Regions from separate parts of the Homo sapiens genome. Here region 1 is linked to region 2. The links are chromatin loops, found by intact Hi-C in ENCODE. Cell type or tissue: ovary. All regions are shown on one strand. Region 1 overlaps LAMA3 (laminin subunit alpha 3). Region 2 overlaps LAMA3 (laminin subunit alpha 3).

Region 1 (2,500 bases), 62 kb before region 2:
GCCCTGAGCCTTTTTTATTCTAGATAGTATAGTAATGAGAACTCATTACTGGTTTACAAGTTTAAAGATCACATTTCCTTGATTCTTTGATTTTTTTTTTTTTTTAAAGTCAAATAAGCACATATTCATGCTCCTGGAGTTGGGATGTCAATTACAATATTTCCATTAATAAAGTTCCACTCCCCATCCAGTCACCCCCAAATTGTCATTAAACTGATGTGTGGTGTCTTATCATCAATTGACTTGATAGACTCAAGGGAATATGGTATTTACCTCATTTCCCCAAATTTAAGCACTGCATCAAAAAAAATTAGGCAATTCCAATACACGTTACCATGTACTTCCAATATACTTCACCAATGTATTACCATGGATACACTGTTGATATAATGTAAAGGATCAGTAAGATCTGGCTGGACTCCTATCTCTACTACTTACTAGTGTGATCTTGGGCTGTTGCTGTAACCCTCTGTGCTTCAGTTTCTTTACCGGTCCCCCCCACAGCCCCCATGAAAATATAAGCTCCATGAAGATGTGGAGTTTTGGGCTGTTTTGCTCACTGATATATCCCTACGGTCACCTGGCACATATTCATTCATTTGTTGAATGAATAAGTGAGTGGACTAATAATACCTATTTTGCTCAGTGAATATGAGATAATGTAATAAAGAATCTAGCGTAATATCTGCACATAACAGACAATGAAGGGTAGCTATCGTAATAAGACATGACAAAATATTCATCTTCTAATTGGCATCATTTGAAATTATTACAAGAAAGCAGAAGGCCCATGTATCCCCTAATAATCCAGAAGGTAACTAGGCTGAGGTGGCCTATTTAAGTCTACTAAGCAGGGTGGTCATATACTAATAATAGGGCTTTACTTTGTGACTGGCTTGGTATTCTACCTAACAGATCATGTTATGCAGAAGCTCTGTGTTCTAGAATACTTTATTTTTGATGTCTTTCTTACCTACATCTAAACTTCCCATGTAATAGATGCATAATTACAAAGTACCTTATATTTAAATCACAGAAATATTCAGGAAGTTCGATTCTACTTCTTCCTTACTCTTGCAAAGCATTACTTACTGGTTATAAGAAATAACTGGTTCTCTTATTCTCAATTTATGGCAGTGGCTAAACCCAAAGGACTGAAGTAAAACCTCCTGATTTCACGAATGACATTGGTACAACAAATAAAGAGCAGAAAATAGGCTTGTCTTGTGTGGCCCTGTGTGTCTGAGGGAGAAGAGGGGTAAGAGCATGCATGGGCTGGAAAGCCTTTGCGAAACCCTCCCCACAGCTGGCCACTCTGGCTTCTATCCAGCTAGTCTCCTGCATAATCTATATTCCTGCTTTTCACCCTTGACTGTCCTTGTGTTTATCATTGTGTAGTTAATCACTAGTGCCAGGAATGATGTCTGGGTGCTGTGTCTAACAAATGAAAAATGTTGACATAAAATGGCATTTATCCATGAAAAAGCTTCAAAAAATTTTTTAAAGAAATAATAGCTTGTTTTCTTGAGACATCAGATATAACAAACATCAGCTGAGAGAAGTACTGTTAATTAAAAATTTTGCCTGCCAAATGGATGTCTCACCGAGCCTGTTGCTGTTTAATGCTTCATTGTTTGTGAAGAGCCATAAAGAGGATGAAATTAGGACGCCTCTCCCAGGTGTTGGTCCCCTGTGGCTTTTAAACCTCAGAGCCTAGAATCCTTTCCCACTCCCCACATCCTTCCCTTCTCGCTGGTTGGATATACCTCCTAATTGCAGCTCAACTTAGCCCAGTTCTCCCATCTCTCGCTATTTTAATGGCATGTTTTGATGTCTGTCCACCACTGGACTGGAAAGCCCTTGAGGACACTGTCTGTGCTGTTTGTTAATGTGCCTCCAGTACTTAGCACTGTGCCAGACATATATATACTAGGACCTCCATACATTTTTCATTGAAAGAATAACTGAATAAGTGTAAGGCAAGTGTGAGAAATGCTCCTTTTGCTGAAATGGAAAATGGAAAACAGAAGAACCTTCCATTACCATCTTTTGCCATAGAATTGGGCTCCTTAGCTGCTGCTCAGTGTCCCCAGTCTAAGGCAGTCCCCACCTCCTACACATGGCAAGTGTCTTCCAGCCCCTTGGGCTTTTCTGCCTTGCTTCCCCAACCTAACCTGCCTCCCACTTCCATCTTCTGGCTCCACTGGGTTCTAGTAACCCCTTGGACCTACCAAAGTCCCACCTTATCCATAAACATTTCAGATAACCCCAGTCTAGGGTGGTTATGCCTTACTTGAAATCTGGTTGAATTCATTTTCCGGTTAAACAAAAATTAGTCAAACTCTTTTAAAGTTTAAACAAAACAATGTAAATTAAAATGATACACAATTTTTCTCTATCAAATTGGCTTTTTTTTTTCTGTTGCCCAGGCTGGAATGCAGTAGTGCGATCATAGCTCACTGCAGCCTCGAACTCCTGGGTTCATATGGTTCTCCTACCT
Region 2 (2,500 bases):
TAAGCAACTTCAACAACAGCAACAACAATGGAATCAATAGTTACAACTGAGAACATCAAACGGAATATCAAAGTACATCCCCAAAGACTCTCAGTCATTCAGTTCACTCATTCATTCATCATCCTTCAATAAACTCTTATTAAGTGTCTGCTACAAGAATTAAGCAATAAATTTTCATCTGCATGGGGAAGAGAAGAAACAAAGGTCCACAAACCTGGCTTCTATTTTAAGCTCTTCCTCCCACCAGATGTATGACTGACCTTGAGGGCATTGACTTGGGCATGCATCAACATTCCCACATGCTGGAGGGTGGTAGCCACTCCTAAGCCAGCTATGGTGTGCAAAGTGCTTTGTGAATCTTACTTGAAGAACACAAGTAAGACATAGAGGAAGATAACAACTAATTATCCAGAGCATCATGCTGTCGTTGTGATCCTGAGACACCTCATGAAAGCTTGCATTAAAGGCTCCTAATTTAGAGGACCCCAATGATGCGGCTGCACCTTCTGCCCCACACTGACTTTTCTTGGGGAGGTCCTGCGTAGGCACATGGTTCTGTGACTGGCAGCTGCAGTACAGAGGCTTCATAGTAGTCCCTGGGGAGCAGCACCAGGTAATCCTAGAAAATAAAGACCAAAAGGAGAATCATTCATTTTGATGGTAGCCCTACTTTGGATAGAAAATAATCAAACATACTAGTTAAATCAATAATAACCAGGTGAAGTCGCTAGTTAAACTCTCCATATCAACTGCTTTGTTCTTCATCCCGACTCACCGAAACACAAAGAACCACTCATCAAAGATTCTTTATGTATCAGAGAGAAACTTGTCAGTGTGAACAGTTTTATTCTTCAAGTTTCAAGAGAGATTTTACTGTCTCTCCTTGGTTGTTTATAAATTCACAAATTAACAAAGATAATAAATTGTCAACTGATGAAATGTTCTGTGGAAATGCTGGTTGCCTTCAGCAGTACAGAACACTGAATGTGGATCACTTTCTACTCCCACACCCGAGTAACGCTCAACTGGCACGGTATAAAAAGCAATGCCTTGTGATCTTGGTGATTCACAGAATGGAACTGGCCTACTGCCTGTCCCAAGAAACGAGAGGAAGAACATGTTCCACTGAGTGTGCCAAACAAAGCCCACAACGTAAATTCAGCTAAGCAGCTCTTCAGGAAAGAGCAGAGCTGCAGGCTTCTGGGAGGTGAATGATTGACAGCCCCTAGCCGTCCTGACAGCAGCACATATCTGCAGAGGGAAGAGGGGAGGGCAAAGAGCTCATACACAGACCACAAAGCTTTTTCTCTCCTCAGACAGAAATGTATAGGAGGGGAAAAGTAAGAGATTGTGGCTGAGGGGACTCAGTAGGTTTAAATTTTAAAAGGGTTACTGTTCTACTAGTAAGTTTGCTGAGTTTGGGACCATGTCTCCTCTCTCCTCATGACTTTATAGTCTCACAGATAATAGAATAGTAAAGGTTGATCATAGGCACCCTTATGATGCCTAATGATAATGTCATTAGGCATCTTCCATGCCTAAACAGTAACTTTTATAATGAACTTCTACTTTCCGTGAGTCCAACTTTGTACCCGTTACTAGTATCAATGGAATTTTCCTCTGCCTCATTTCTACCATCTGTGAAACATTCTTGAACTTTTTTTTTTTTAAGCAATAAAGCTTCCTACTAAGAAGATGCAAGAAGAGCAGAGACCTTCTGATGTTCCTTTGTTGTCTTGAATGGAAAGAACAATCCCTCATGTTATCCTTGTAAGATCCCAATTTGGAAGGACCTATTAAGATAAGTATTGTCCCTGTTGTATGGAAGAAGCAACTGGCAGGACTGGAAGAGACAGGATTGGAATTAAGCGACTTTCCTAAGATTTGCTAACATGGCCAATAAACAGGGTTGTGCCTGAAGGAAAAGCTTTATGTTTTCCACTTGAGAGCATGAAATCAAGCTTTTCCCAAGGACTCTATTTTGAAAAGACCTTGCCATGAAGCAAAGCAGGCCTTAAAGCACATAGCAAAGAGGGCTGTCTCAGAGAACAGGTTTCATCCTTCCAACTCCCCATGGCTTCTCTGGCTATTCTATTAGGTGTTTGCAGACAAAGCCTTTCCTGAACAAAGAGTTCTCTGTTGTAGGCAATCTGTTTGGTGGGAATAAACCTGCTTTAGGTTTAACACAGAAGAAAGCAGAAAGAGTGTCATGGAGAAGCAGTGGCTCCTGTAGCCTCTTGCTTCTCTTTCCACCCCCAAGAACTTTACTGAAATCCATATCTGCTTGTCTTCTAGGTTATTCTTCCTTGGTTCTACACAATCTCCAGACAGTGTAGACAATAACCAGGTGAAGTTGCTAGTTCTTATGATGTGAGGCAATGAGTGCTAAAGTCTATACTTCTGACTCATGCTGGAAAATCCCATACAAGCTTTGGAAGGGTGAAGCCACATACTCATGAAGGCTTCGCATTTGTTCTGATAATTAAGAGTCTTTAGGAGA

The links. Hi-C counts contacts between places; a loop is a spot of excess contacts. Peaks named below come from ENCODE experiments on the same cell type or tissue, not always from the same donor. Only the 100,000 strongest peaks of a DNase experiment are listed, where the experiment ranks them.
Region 1: a loop joins it to region 2, with 12 times the contacts of the local background. A loop is called at or near these places in 24 of 110 quality-filtered maps.

Annotation. Positions count from the first base shown.
Region 1 is chr18:23,886,544-23,889,043 of GRCh38, reverse strand. The region is part of intron 41 of LAMA3 (laminin subunit alpha 3); the gene reads right to left. Among named protein-coding and RNA genes, the nearest start is that of LINC02958, 95 kb to the left of the region's middle. In ovary, no CTCF peak of the experiment used is centred here; a DNase peak (open chromatin) is centred at 1,303.
Region 2 is chr18:23,824,821-23,827,320 of GRCh38, reverse strand. It overlaps LAMA3 (laminin subunit alpha 3), which reads right to left. Exons shown (of 75, transcript NM_198129.4): 22 at 522-619; 23 at 1-7. Among named protein-coding and RNA genes, the nearest start is that of LAMA3, 140 kb to the right of the region's middle. In ovary, no CTCF peak of the experiment used is centred here; a DNase peak (open chromatin) is centred at 1,140.